2 separate regions of the Homo sapiens genome follow, and region 2 is linked to region 1. Evidence: chromatin loops called from intact Hi-C (ENCODE). Cell type or tissue: GM12878. All regions are shown on one strand. Links, peaks and the distances in the headings refer to the core of each region. The heading gives the core; the rest is flanking DNA.

Region 1 (7,650 bases), core at 2,378-6,377:
GGTCTTTGTGTCTTTGTTGAACATCCTTTGGATGTGGAAGCTTCATCGATTTGCTGCTCTCTGCCTTTCTTTACACTTTTCTTCCTCGGACTGGGGATTGAATGTTAAATTTGTATTTGCTCTTACTAAGTCATAGAGGCAAATCCATCTGGAAAAGACTAACAGTATCTTTCAAACATCTGCAGCCAATTACTCTAGCTTTCCCTGTGCCCGCAGCCGGTGGAGTTAGAATATCTGTTAGTGGATGCTCCTTCATATGTTTGTATTCTACAGGGTGCATATTTCTTGGGTTGAGGAGGCCCTGGGTCTTCTTCAGGTAGACTCTGTCACTTTTCCCATGGTCTAGTGTCAGAATGTAAGTGATGTTGAATTTGTCTTTATCGTGGGGTTTAGGAACATGTTAACTGCAGCTCCCGCATTCAGCATTACTTGGGCGTTTGATTATGAATGTTTTTATATATCTTTCTGGTATTCCAGCAAGGCTGTATAGCATGTCCCCTCTCTCTCACAAATTAGGAGTTTTATTATTTAATGGGTATGGACTTAAGTAGATTCTGTTATAAACGCTTGTATTCAAAAATCATTAGGTTGGAAAAATGTTATTTGGCTCTCAAAAGATGTGTATTGTGTTTATTTACTTTTACCAGAAAACACCATTTCATCTTTCCTTCACCCGTCTCCACCCCTCCATGTTAATGAATCTTTACAGAGAACCATGTTAATGATCTTTACAGAGAACCAGCTGCATGCCCAGCAGGTCTCCCAGGTTAGGAAACCATCAGTCTCTGGCTATAGGTAATACGCGGAGCCCTCGTACTGAGGTAGATGCTAGAAATAATAATTTTAAAAGTAAGGCAAAAATCTTGATTTTACTTTATACCCCCTATTTGATTTTGATTAAGTTTATCTTGATTTTTTTTGACCCAGAGAAAAGCGATACTTACCTCCCCAATGTTTTAGAGATAGTAATAGGGATATAAAAAGGAAAAAGAAAATATTACATAAAAGTTAATACCCATTTGGAATTTTACTTTCTCTTTCTTTTTCTTTTGTATGTCAATAGGGGAAAATGTGAACTTAGGTAAAGAATTCCCAATGCAATGTGCTATTTCTTTTACAACTTGTGTTTTGTGTTGGAACACTTCAAAATTAGGCATAAAACTCAAAGGAAAGTCTGAAAAATCAGAAACTGGAAAGTTAACATTGAAATGTCCGGGTAATTTTTAAAGACTGTTACTTGTTTCCTTTGTTCAAACACCATTTTCTGACTATTCTGAGCAAGATTTTATTTCTGGGTAACTACTAACTTTCAGTACCAAATGGCTTAATTTAGCACAGTAGGGCCGAATGAAGGTATTCCTGAGCTGTCTCATGTTCACTTGTGCAGGCTGAGCATGCCTTATTTTCAATAGACGAGAACTGAAACTCTGTAAAGCAATTTATGAAATTCTTTAAGAGAAAACAGATCTAAAAATATCACTATTGGCATAAGAACCTTACTAATTTCCGTGATCATCAAAATCTTGATTTCTGAAAATAGGTTTGTTCCCACCTATTTAAAATTAATTATCTGATACACTGGCATAGGAATTTGTATTACAAAGAAGATATATTTTAACAATAAACTGTAGTTTTCATTTAAAACCTACGTTTTCATAAATAATTAACTAGGCTAATTATTCCAAAAATTGATTAAACCCAGTGATTAGAGGCATTCTATTTTGGGGATTTTTTCCCCCAAATTCTTCTCCAAAGGAATCCTTCCAAGTAGATGTGCATTTTTCTGGATTTTTATGTTATTGTTTAAATATTGTCACCTGAACAATTACTTAGTTTGAAGTAAGTTCTTTCAAAATGGCAGTGAAATAGTGAATCAAGCAAAAGGAAATTTATTCTTAAATTCTTATCTCACACACCTTCAATAGCTTCTTGTTTCCTCCTGATTAAAGAACAGTAGACATTTGATAATTGATACTGATTAGAATTGTGCCCACTTATTAGCAAAAGCGAAATCCGTGTCATCTAGTAAATGAATACGTTTTTTCAAGGCTCATGGAACTCATAGTCATCCTGACGGTGGCTTTCTTCTTTTACTGTTTTGTCTTCACATATGCAGAAACTTTCTTGTCACCTTATTATGTTTAGCCATATAGCTACTTTTGTATTCATTTATTCAATAAATATTTATTACATACCTTCTACGTATTAGTTGTTCTAGAGCAGGGATCCCCAACCCCTCTGCCATGGACAGTACCAGTCCCTGGCCAGTTAGGAACCTGGCCGCACAGCAGGAAGGAGATGAGCCATGGGTGAGTGAGCATTACCACCTGAGCCCCGCCTCCTGTTAGATCAGCAGCGGCATTAGATTCTCACAGGAGCGCAAACCCTGTTGTGAGCTGCACATGCGAGGGATCTAGGTTGAACGCTTCTTATGAGAATCTAATGCCTGATGTTCTGAGGTGGAACAGTTTCATCCCAGAACCACCCCTGCCCCCGGTCTGTGGAAAAACTGTCTTCCATGAAACCAGTCCCTGGTGCCGAAAGGGTTGGGGACTGCTGTTCTAGATAAGGGAGACTCCAGGTGAGTAAAAGAGTAAAGCAGATGTAGAGTTCATGTGCCAGCAGGAGAGACAAAAGCAATCAGACAAATACAAATGAAAATTTCATTACAAATTATGGTGTAGCTACATCAACAAACTATGGTTGAGATCCAGAATAATGGGAGGGGTTGCCATTTTAAATAGATTGGTCAAGGAATGCCTCTTGAAGAAAGTACCATTTGACATGGGACCCAAATGTGACAAAGAATCAACCATCTGAAAAATTAGAGGTAGAGTCCATTCCAGGTAGAGTACAGAGAGTGTGAAAAGGCTCTTGCGTGGGAAAGAGACTGGCATGTTCACCAAATGGGGAAACACAAAAAGATGGCTGTGGCTGAAGCATAGTGAGAGAGAGAGGCATGGAGTACGATAGAAGAGGAGTCTAGGTATGCAAATAAATACGGGTCTTGGTAGACAGAGTTTTCATAGGCTGCGGTAAGGAGATAGGATTTTATATTAAGTGTTTTATTTTATTTATTCTATTTTAAGGCAATCAACAAAATTGTTCAAGTATGCAAGTGACAAAATCTAATTTATGTCTTAAGAAGATCATTTATTTTGCTGGAAAGAAACCAACTGTAGGAATTTGACAACCACGTGAGGGCTGCTGTAAGTGGTAGATGATGAAAGTCTAGTTCAAGTTGATGGCAGAGAATGTATATCAATTCCTTATGTATCTTGGAAATACAGTACACATGACTTGCTGATGGATTACGTATAAGGCATGAGGGTGGGAACAAAGATGACTTTTACATTTCTGGTTGGAATGGTTGGCCGGGAGTGCCATATCCTAAAAAGGAGAAGGCTAGATTTGGGACCAATTGGGCATCAGGACTCAAGTGTTTTATTTTGCTCATTCTAAGTTTGCAGCGTCTTTGAGACACCCAGGAGAAAATGCCAAGCAGACAGTTTGAAATGTGAGGCTGGATCTCAGAAGTAAGACTTGGCCTAGGGATATAAAATGATGTTTAAATCCATGGGCCTACAATCACTGTAGACTGTACAGTTATTACAGAGTTTAGTAGATTATAAAGCTTCCTGTCTTATATGAGCCTTTAAACTTTGAGTAGGTGGATCAGCCAAGGGAAGAGACCTAGCAGCACTCTCTTTTAACTAGTTGTCCTCAAGAAGGCATTTTTTAAAGTGTGTTATGACACAAGATCAAATTCCTTTTTTTTCTTGGAGCATCTGAAACTTGGATACAGCCTCAGAATAAATAATACATTATTAAATGGTCTATAATGAGGACCCCTAGAACTTTGTTAACCTTTCATGGGAAAATTCTGGTGTATTTTCACTCACATTTTAAGGGCCCAATCAAACAATAAGTGAACAGATCATGCAGCTTCCTAAGGGGAGGTAGAGAAGTCCCACCTGGATATGAGCAGCTCCTCCACTAACATACCATAATGATGTGGAGCAGGAGGTCTCTATCCATGAATCTCAGGCTGTGCTGCCTACCAACTGCCCCTCAACAGGCTTTGGGCTACCCATCTGGGTTGCTGGTGGCGATTGCTGGCTCTGGAATCCGTTTTTTATGACCTAGTAATCAGGAGGAAACTGGTTTCATTTCCCTTGACCCACTTTCGTCAGGGGAAATTGAACTTTCGGTTCATGAGAAGAGAGCCATCAGTTGAATTTCTCCTTTTAAGGGTTTCTAACCAAAACAAGTGACAACAACAAATCAGTAACTGATTAAAAACCAACTACCTCAATCGCCTTTGTAGTGTGACTTTTTTTCTTTAAAAATATTTTTAGACCAAATAAAGAGGGTACGGTATCAAAGCCATGTGTAGATGTGGAGGGAATGAGGCTGGACTGCTTCTCCATTACAGTAAACTACTGTTCTGGAGACATTCAGAAACTCCTTAGGCTCCCATGAGGTAAATGTTTAGCCCAAGAACATGCGTTTCTGGGAGCATACCTTAACAAAGGGTGTAGATCTGTCTGACCAAGAGGCAAAATAAAAGTCAGTATTTCTACTTGAGCAATCCTGAAGGTTTATGCTTCTAGGAAGGACCAGGTTATTTAAATTGCAAGCTGGAATTCAAAAGGGATGTTATGGGCTATGTAGTCGCTTCTTCAATTTCCTTCAAGCTAAGGGGATCTTCACCAATCAGTACCACAGAAATCACCGAAAATAGGTGTCAGCCAGCTATGGATTGGGGTGAATATTACTCGGCATTTGAGGTAGCAAAGAAATAACCACTGAGTGAACACTAGAGGATGGTGAAATAGGTAAATAGGACTATTTCTTAAGCAAGAAATTGAGATGCTAGAAATTAAGAAACCCCACCGTGGGTCAAACTGGCCAAAGGCAAAAGCAGGATGAAGAAAGCAAACTTTCTGAGCACATCTTCCGCAACTGGACTCTGCCATTTTTATTAAATGAAGGAAGGGTGGGAAAAGTGACCCGGTTGAGTTTCCCTAGTTGCAGAGGCCTCCTGCTCAGTGCTGTTGAAAAACAAATGCTTGCATTTGAGAAAGTGATTGCAGGAGGAGCATCTTCCTTGGGAAATATATATGTCTGTTTTGTGACATAGATAAGCTCTTCTGGGAGATTATGTTTATCTGGCTTAAAGCAAATTTATATAAAAAGGATACACTGGACTTGATTATATGTGTCAATCGGGATAGGCTAAGTTAAATTCAGGTAACAGTGTGTTTAAGGTATATGACCATTCTGTACTACTGACCGTACCAAGCTTCTTTCTTCCAAGATGAGCGCAGGCTGATGGAGCAGGCCCAAGAGGAGCACTTCCAGTTACAGGTCAGAGGCAAAAGAGAACATGGAGGAACCGTGAAAAACAGTGTTAAAGATCTCAAAGCTTTGCCCAGGGGCCTCTAGAACTGCCTATGATTTTTATAGAAATTTTATTCATAACTGCCAAAAACTGGGAGGCAACCAAGATGTCTTCCATCAGTGGATGGATAAACTGTGGTACATCCAGACAGTGGAATATTATTCAGCTATCAAGCCACAAAAAGACATGAAGGAAACTAAATCCGTACTAAGTGAAAGAAAATAATCTGAAAAGCCTATGTACTGTATGACTCCAACTGTATGACGTTCTAGAAAGGTCAGAACAATGGAGATAGTAAAAGGATTTGTGGTCACCAGGGGTTAGGAGGAATGGAAGGATGAATAGGTTGGGCACAGAGAATTTTTAGGGCAGTGGAACTATTCTATATGATACTACAATGGTGGACACATGTCATTATACATTTTTCAAAGCTCGTAGAATGTGCAACACCGAGAATGAGCCCTGATGTAGAAACTGTGGACTTTGGGTGATAATGATGTGTCAATAGAGGTTCATCAATTACAACAAGTGTACCACTGTGATATGGGATGTCAGTAGTGTTGTGAACATGTGGGGACAGGGGTGCATGGGACCTCTGTCCTTTCCTTTCAATTTTCCTGTGAACCTAAAACTGCTATAAAAACATAAGATTTATTAATTAAGAAAAAAGGGGGAGGAATACATCTTTTTTTTTTTCACACAATTTGTTATGGGCCAACATGGTATGGGGACATATATTCTCTCCATAAGGAAGGGCAGAGAATATTTTGGAGAACAATACAATACACTATTAGAATGTATTTCTTAAGATCAAAAACCATACCTCATTTAGCCCTGTAGCCACTGGAGGGACTAACACAGTGCCCTACATGTAGCTGATGTTCAGTTAAATTAAATGAATTAATCTTGAAGTAGAAGTATCTTAGAAACATGAAGGAAATAGACATCTAGATTTAATAATGAAGACTATTCACCAGTAATATTTAAACTATGCATTATTAATTGCAGGTTATAGTAATTGATGTGCATCTTAATAGACGTCATTGTGTGCCAACAGCAAACTCGTGACACAGAATATAACAGAATAATGCAGTTGCTCTGAAAGCACATTGGAGATGTACATCAATTTGCGTATAATGGGTAGTGTGAACTAGTTCATTGGAATAACTTCTATTTTGACTATAAAAGGTACACATCCCATTGTAGTAATTTTGGATAATCCATGAAGATAAAGAAGAAAATAAAAATCATTTAATTTAACCAATCATAGAAAATCATTCTACAGTCAATCTGTTTTTGCTGTCACCATTCAGTTGCTTTATACAATTTTCCATTGTAGTAAATTACACAGAACATTAAATTTACCATGTCAGCCATTTTTAAGTGTACAGTTCAGTAGTGTTAAGTACATTCATATTTTTGTGCAATCAGTCTTCAGAAATTTTTCCTCTTACAAAACTGAAACTCTATGCCCATTAAAGAACTCCCCATTTTCCCCTACCCGTACCCCTTGGCAGCCATCATTCTACTTTATTTCTCTTGCTGTGAATTTGACTATTCTAGACACTTCATTTAAGTAGAATCATAAAGTATTCATCTTTTTGTGACTGGCTTATTTTACTTAGTATAATGTTCTCAAGGTTCATCCGTGTTGTAGCATGTGTTAGAATGTCCTTCCTTTTTAAGGATGAATAATAATTCATAGTTTCTATATATCATATTTTGTTCATCCATTCATCCATCAATGATCAGTTGTGTTGCTTCCACTTTTTAGTTATTGTGAATAGTGCTACTATGAACATAGGTGTACAAGTGTCACTTCAAGACATTGCTTTCAATGTTTTTGGCCATATACCCAGAAGTGGAACTGCTGGATCTTATGACAACTCAATTTTTAATATTTTGAGGAACTGCCAAACTTTTTCAGAGTGGCTGTACTATTTTACACTCCCGTCAACAGTAGACAAGGGCTCCAGTTTCTCCACATCCTCACTGACATTATTTTCTTTTTTTGTTTTTGTTTTGATAGTAGCCAACCTGATGGGTGTGAGGTGATATCTCATTGTGGTTGTTACTTTCCTGATACGTATATGAGATAATTGTTAAAATTATATCAGATACTTTACAGTTAAGATGTCTTTGGCTGTAAGTAATAGCCAGCGGGTGGGGGAGAGTAACTTTTTCCTTCCTAATATGAAGTCTGAAGTTTGTAAAGACTGTGATAAAGAAAAATTTGGGCATCTTAC
Region 2 (7,650 bases), core at 1,459-5,458, 120 kb after region 1:
AGTAGGAATGTTACCAGTGATTTTACAAAAATTAAAAAAGCATTGTAAGAAAATACTATGAACAATTACACACCAACAAAGTGGATGACGTTGGACTCCCATTTCTCACCATATGTAAAAATTAACTTAAGGAGGGGCACAGTGGCTCACGCCTGTAATCCCAGCTATCTGGGAGGCTGAATTGGGAGAACTGCTTGAGCCCAGGAATTTAAAACCAGCCTGGGTAACAGGGTGAGACCCCATTTCCACAAAAAATTAGCCAGGCATTTTGGCGTCCACCTGTAGTCATAGCCACTCAGGAGGCTGAGGTGAGAGGATTGCTTGAGCCCGGGAGTTTGAAGTTACACTGAACTATGATCTCACCACTGCACTCCAGCCTAGGTGACAGTGTTGCTTTCATTCTGTAAAAACAACATTCACAGAATGGTTGTAATGCTGTGCCATGGAACATCATCAGTAATACCTGGTGGTGCTGGGTAAAGTATGTGAGGGATTTCTTGGTTCAGCCAAGACCAGGAAAAGGAGAGCAAGTACCAAGAGGAGACCCATGTATGCTGGGGAAGCAAGAGCGGGAGAGGCAGGGTGCATGGAGGGTTTAAGAGATCAGGCTATTTCTCAACATGGTGAGAGGTTAACAAATGATTGCTTTCCTTCTCCACACTCAAATTTGCTATAATGGAAAGTTTTTGTTTCAATGCTGTATTAGTTTCCTGGAGGCTGCAGTAACAAATTACCACAAATAGGGTGTGGAGAGGTGGTAAAGCAACAGAAATTTATCCTCTTACAGTTCTAGAGGCTAGAAGTTCAAAGTCAAGGTGCTGGCAGGACCTTCCTCTCTCTGAAGGCCCTTGATGAGAATCCCTCCTTGATGCATCCTAGCTTCTCATGGCTCCCAGCAATCCTTACTGTTCATGCCTTGGCTTGTAGCTGCAGTCTCCACCTCTGCCTTCACAAGGTTTTCTCTGTGTGACCTCTCCTCTTCTTGTAAGGATACCTGTCGTTGGATGTAGGGGCCACCCTGAACCAGTGTGATCTCGTTATAACTAATTATGTCTGCAAAGAACCCATTTCCAAACAAGGTCACATTCACAGGTTTCAAGGGTTAGCACTTGAACATATATTTTGAGGGCATACAATGTAGGCCACTATAAAACGCTTTCCCGTAGAAGAGTTAGGGCAATAGGAAATCCTTTTATATATGTTGAATCTGTGTCTCTGGCTTTTTACTTCATATGGTGCTGCAAAACAGTCTGATCTCATGGTGGCCTGCTGATGGCAGAGAAAATAGCCTGGAATTACTCAGCCTGGGGGCTAAGGGACTAAGTCGGATTATTATTTGACAAGTTTAACATTTTCCAGTATTTTGTAACTGAAATGCCATCACATGGCTGCTATGTTGCTCTGCATGGTTGACAGGGAGTTTTAGCTCAGGGATACTATTTAGTGAGATAATATATTCATCTAATATTACATATATATTTCATACTTAAAAATCTCTCCTGGCTTTAACCCAAAGAACAAAAAAAGGTAAAATAAACTGAATTCACATCACACCTTATACTGTAACTTTTTGATGCATTCTTCAAAAAAGCTGCAGATGAGGAAATCTTATATAAGTTTGTAGATGACAGTTCTTCAGAAGCAATTTTAATGACAGAAGTAGACAAAGAATTACGCAGTTCTAAGAAGTGAGATAAATATATATTTCTTACGCAATACACCATTTAATACTATTCATACTCTTCTACCTTAATATTAGCCTAACTTCATAAAGTTGGAATACACTGCACAGATCATAAGCCTAAAATATTAAAATATCTGAATACAGTCATGAAAGAAAAAAATGGATAAAGAATTGCAAGGAGGAAACTTGGTCTCAGTCTTCAAGTGCTTTCTCTTGCAGAAGAGCCATTCCTGTGTTCTCACCACAGAGCCTACTAAACATGAATTGTGTGCATCAAAAAGGGTACTTGATTTAATGAGCATGATTACCTGTTCCCTCAAGCTTTAAGGTCTTCTCAAAATATATTAAGTCATTTCAGCATAATCAATATTTACATCATTATATTTGAAGCAGAAAGGTCAAAAGCAAAGGGAAATAGGTGGGTTAAAATCACTAAGAAGTAATAATTGAGACTGAGGCATGATAAGAATCACCACCTCCAAAAACTTTCACAACTCTGATACCATTAAGTGGAGGAGTAGAAATATTACAAAGACAAGCTAATACAACTACAGGTGTCTACAATGATAATATTGAACCATCAAGAAAAGATTAAATAATGTTTAGTATATTTTCTTCAAGGTATAGACTTACATAATATTTATTAGAAAAATTCCCAACAAATTTGGTTAAATATTTAATATTCACCATTGGTAGGCCAAATTTTTCTTATTTGCAGTATTCTTTCATTCATAATAATCATTCCCAAAGGATACCAGGCAAATGATATGTTTCTCTAAGATTGCCTTACTTGCTCTCACTTCATATATGTGAAATTAGGTAGTATCATGAAAAGCAAGAACAACATGGTAAAGTATTTGTAAATGTTCCAACTAGAGGTTGGAGGTTAATGATTAACAATCATTAGAAGTACTTCGGGAGGGAGCTTCAAAAATATTGGTCCTGGGGCCTACTCACCACAGACCAATTAAATCAGGACCTCTCGGGATTGGATCTGAGCTTGAGTTCTTTGTAAAACTTCCCCAAATGATTCTAGTGTGAAACCAGCTTGGAGAAAGCTGTCAACCACTTTCTAAGTCAAGAATACTCCCCCTTTATAGAGGGGATTGTGAATCAGCTGGCTTCTGTGTCTTCTGGAATATGAGTCAGGATGGAAACCTGCCTTTAAAATTATGTTTCTAAGCTTTGGAAAATAATCCACAAGGGAAAGAAAAATTTTCTGATGAAAATTGTTACTTCATAAAATGTTCTAGTGATAGGATCAAACAATAAAAGGACATAGTGATTAAGGAATCTCATTCACCATGAAAACGACTTAAGGTATAAGTCAACATCTGCAAACAGCATCTCAGAAATGCCCACACTAAATGCATGACTGCAGTTCTATAAAAGGTTGTTCTTGGAACTTTACTTTTGGAAAGTAAGCTTATAAAATCACCTGATTACTAAATTAAAATTGAACCTACTAGTAATAGCCATAGAATGCTTGTCAGAGGCTTTGGAAGGTATATTTGGAGGGAAGGAGAGGGATGGGACAGTGTAAGTGTTCTTTATTTTCTTGTAAGTGTTCTTTATTTTCAATAAAGCCTCCTCTTCAGAAAAATATATTCCAAACATTAAAAATTATTAGTTTTGTGTGATGAAACCATCAATGTGAAATATTTTGGAAAAATATTATGTTATCACTAAATTAATTATTCTCGTGAAAAGTTACTTACTCAAGTTTTAAAGTAACAAATCATCTGTCCTACACCAAATGTTTTATACGCCTCCCAAATGATGCCATTTGAGCTAGTGGGAGAGACATTGACACAGTGAGCTGGAAGGAGAAATGTTGCTGCCTAAGAGTAGGTTGTCCCCAGAGGAAGAACAAAGTGAGGCTTGGCTTTGCACTTTCTGTTAAATAAGCTGCAGGGTAATAAGAGGGGAAAATGAAATAAAGCCATTGCAAAACAACCTACCTGAGAGGTGCCAAGTGCGAATGAAACCACCCTGTATTAGTGATGACACAGTGCAGTAGTGCATCTCATCTACAAAGGGACTTTCTCAGAGAATGAGAGAGATCCGGTTCTTTAATAAGAGGAACTTGAGCCATTTTGTCAAAAACTAAATTTTAACACAGAGCTTCTGAACATTTAAACTATGCTACTGTAACATGTGAAGGATCCTATTGTGAATAGCATAAATTTCTATTTCAATCATTAGCATGCTAAAGTGAAACAAGCTGCAGTAGAAAAGGCCTTTGTAAAGGGAACCTAGAAAGAAGACTTTACAAACAGAATTTAAAACAGACATAAGTTCAGGACAAAATTAGTCAGAACTCAAGAAATTCTCCCCCTAGTACTCATAGTCAGCCCTAGCATTTTCTAGATAAATGTATGCATTGGTAGAATGTCTGTGATGTTTAATAACTAGACTTATCATTGGCCATTTTAACTTTATAGCTGTAACATTAATTATAGACTATGTCAATGGCCCTTTCAAATGGCTTTTATTTCTCGGTGAAAATAAAATAATAATAGAATATGGCCGGGCGCGGTGGCTCACGCCTGTAATGCCAGCACTTTGGGAGGCCAAGGCGGGTGGATCACAAGGTCAGGAGATCGAGACCATCCTGGCTAACACGGTGAAACCCCGTCTCTACTAAAAATACACAAAAATTAGCCGCGCATGGTGGTGGGCTCCTGTAGTCCCAGCTACTCGGGAGGCTGAGGCAGGAGAATGGCGTGAGCCCGGCAGGCAGAGCTTGCAGTGAGCTGAGATCGCGCCACTGCACTCCAGCCTGGGCGACAGAGCAAGACTCCGTCTCAAAAAGAAAAAAAAAAATATATATATATATATATATATGTATATATAAAATAATATGAATATTAGAATATGAATGGTATTGTGATAGTTTTCCAAAGAGAAATTATTTATACTTTCAGGGAGTCAACATTGTAGTCAATATTACATGAAAATTAAGTAGATATATGGAAAGATCAGGCTGGCGTTTGTTGGATACATTTACTATATCTTACTGCAATATGGGAGAAATTCAGTAAGTAGCAATGGATTTATTTAATCCTTTAAAAGGGATTTCTTGATATTATAAGAGTTAATATTAACTGGGACTACTCTGATTTGCCAATTTTTAATAATCCATCAATCTGACATTTACATTTTGGCTTTGTTCAAATTATGTCCAAAAAACTGCTAATAGCTAAGCAAGAAAAACATTATATATAACACAATACTGAATAAAAGAACTCTTCAAAATTATTATTATTTATATGGTGGATCTTATTCTTTACTGATCTCTGTATTGTGTAATTTCTTAAAATTGGTACTGGACCGATGTAAAAGTTATTAAATACATTGATTTTAGTCCATTGGTTTTTATATGTTTTCAAGCAAGAAGCAGACATGAAATCTATTATCTTTGAAGTAAGAATATGTATTTATGGAGTATTTCAAGTTCAATAATTATTTCTTCCCAAAATAATAGTTTCTATATTTAATATGTAAAATAATTCTTATAGAAACCTAACAATTCTGCCATATTTTGCTGCAAATTACATAAATGAAATTGTAGTTACAAGATATTAGAATGGCTGTAACCCACAAACCCTGCTGTTAAAACTAGAAAATAGAAAATTAATCTGGTACTATAAGGAGAGAAGAGAGGAGAGATAAATTACAGCCGGTGTGGCAAGAGTTGTGGGATAAATATTATCCTAATACCTATTTCAGCATCAAATAGGTATTCACTCCAGTCTGTCTATATTCATAATCTCCCTTTCTCTTTTATTCACTATTTTTTTCTTCCCCGGCATACTTTCTATTTAACTACACTGTAGAATAAAATTATTAAAAAATACTGTTTATTCCTTTTTGAAATTTCCAAAAATAGCAGTCAATTTGAAATGTTCATATTCCAATAACTACAAGAATATATAAGCCATCAACATCAAGGGAATTGTACTTGTTTCTTTCCCCTCATCTCTAATGAAGTTAAATTTTGGCCTGTCTGAGAAGAGCTGGTCTAACAGTTTTAATTGTGCAGAGATGGAATAGGCTGCCACCTGAGGTAGTAACCATCCTGTCAGAAACTGAACAAACATCTATGACAGCCAGCCTCCAAGATGGCCTCTGCTCACCACCCTCTCCTGGTTGGTATTCACACCTTTGTGTGATCTTGTCCGGAATTTCAGTAATGATATGTGACCAATAGAATATGGCAGAAGTGATAGTATGTCCCTTCCAAGATTTGGTTGTAAAAGGCACTGCATCGTATATTTTGGTCAATCTCTCTCACTCCCATGGATCACTCACTCAGGGAAGCCGGCTGCCATGTTGTGAGTGGCCCTGTGGAGAGACCTACGCAGTGAGGAAGTGAAGCCTCTTGTCAACAGCTTGTAGAAGTGGATCCTTGTGCCACAGCCTAGTTGTCAGATGACTGCAGCCCCAGCTGACAGCTTCACTGCAGCCTCATGTGCGATCCTGAGCCAGAACCACCCAACTAAACTGCTCCCACAATCCCAAACCTCAAATTGGGTGAGATAATAAATGTGTGTTGTTTTAAATTGCTAAGTTTTGGAGTAATTTTGTATGCAGCTGTAGATAAGTAATATACCATCTGACAGGAATATTTCCTTTGGGTGCAAGATGAGATTTTATGATTACTCACATATCTTCTAATTCTTGTGTTTGTTAAAACAAATGGAGGTGGGGAGAAACTTCCCATTAAGCATTTTATAACCAGACAATGTAACTGTAGAGTTTAACCAAAGTAATTTGTAGGGCAACAAAATGTTTCTGCAAGGGAAGGAGCAATAGCAAGTAATCTTTGTAGTTTCCCATTGATAGTCCATTTATCTCTGCCACAAATTAGAAGTTGTAAAGATTAGGTGCACAGGTGGGCAGGTAAGACATAGCATTAATCACAGTATTAAGACAGCAGTTGACTGTAATATTAGGCTCATTAGATAGGTAGATAGATACACACACACACACACTCATTACAGTGATAGAAACAAATATTGGTCTTCAGTCTCATCAGGATATTGTGTTTGTGATAAGCTATTGTCATAAAATGTCCCAAACCAATACACAAACCTAATAAAAAGTCAGGCAGAAGAAAAAGAAAAGGCAAATAGTTGCAAAAGAGTAAGGTAAGAGTTGTTCAACTAAGGCAGCTATCAGTGGGTGGGTGAGCACATTAGTAAACTCAGCACCTGAGATGAGTGTATGGATATCAGACTTGATCAAAATGCCAAATTTATATAAAGATTACACTTGGAGTCTTTTATTTGCTTGTAAATGTTATCTAATGAGTTACTAAAAATTATACATATAGCCCATATGCTGATTTCAAAAATCATTTTAAAAAAATCACAGACAGCTTGTTTGCCCAGAATGCAGTTGATTTTTGATCATTGTTGTCATAAGACATGGATGTATGTAATCATCTGAAATTTACCCAAATATCATTGAGCTTTTAGTTTTGACTTTCCAGCAACTGGTGCACCTGGAGAAACTTGTGCTGTCTGCTGTCTTTAGATAGAAATTTGCTGGAAGTATGAAAGAGCAATTGAAATAATTATTTTTACTTTCTTGATCTCCTCTTGTTGCCTGCTAATCAGGGAAATAAAGAAAAAAGTGAACAGACAAATAAAGAAGCAAAGGTCCTCCCCAGTCAGCTCTGAAGATACCTATGCTCTGTGCTCCCCGTTGATCTAGCGAGGCCTTCAAAAATGATTTAGCCCACTAGGAGTTCTCCAGTTCTTAGGATAAGCATTTATGCCCAAATTGCCATTATAGTGATTTTCTGTGCTCTCTAGTCTGTGGCATTGTATTTTTATCATCCAAGCAAGTGATTAGTGGAATCTATTCATGCTTTATCTGTGGCAAACTCAAATTTACATTCTTTCCCAGCTTGAGGGCTGTATAGTTGGATGGAGTGTAGAGCTACTTATAAAGGGCCT

What was found. Hi-C counts contacts between places; a loop is a spot of excess contacts. Peaks named below come from ENCODE experiments on the same cell type or tissue, not always from the same donor. Only the 100,000 strongest peaks of a DNase experiment are listed, where the experiment ranks them.
Region 2: a loop joins it to region 1, with 2.2 times the contacts of the local background. A loop is called at or near these places in 1 of 110 quality-filtered maps.

What each region holds. Positions count from the first base shown.
Region 1 is chr18:4,388,617-4,396,266 of GRCh38, reverse strand. All of the region lies in intron 1 of DLGAP1 (DLG associated protein 1), which reads left to right. Among named protein-coding and RNA genes, the nearest start is that of DLGAP1, 63 kb to the left of the region's middle. In GM12878, for the core only: no CTCF peak of the experiment used is centred there; a DNase peak (open chromatin) is centred at 4,206; H3K27ac peaks cover 538 bases.
Region 2 is chr18:4,266,215-4,273,864 of GRCh38, reverse strand. All of the region lies in intron 1 of DLGAP1 (DLG associated protein 1), which reads left to right. All of the region lies in intron 1 of DLGAP1-AS5 (DLGAP1 antisense RNA 5), which reads right to left. Among named protein-coding and RNA genes, the nearest start is that of DLGAP1-AS5, 5.4 kb to the right of the region's middle. In GM12878, for the core only: no CTCF peak of the experiment used is centred there; a DNase peak (open chromatin) is centred at 3,674.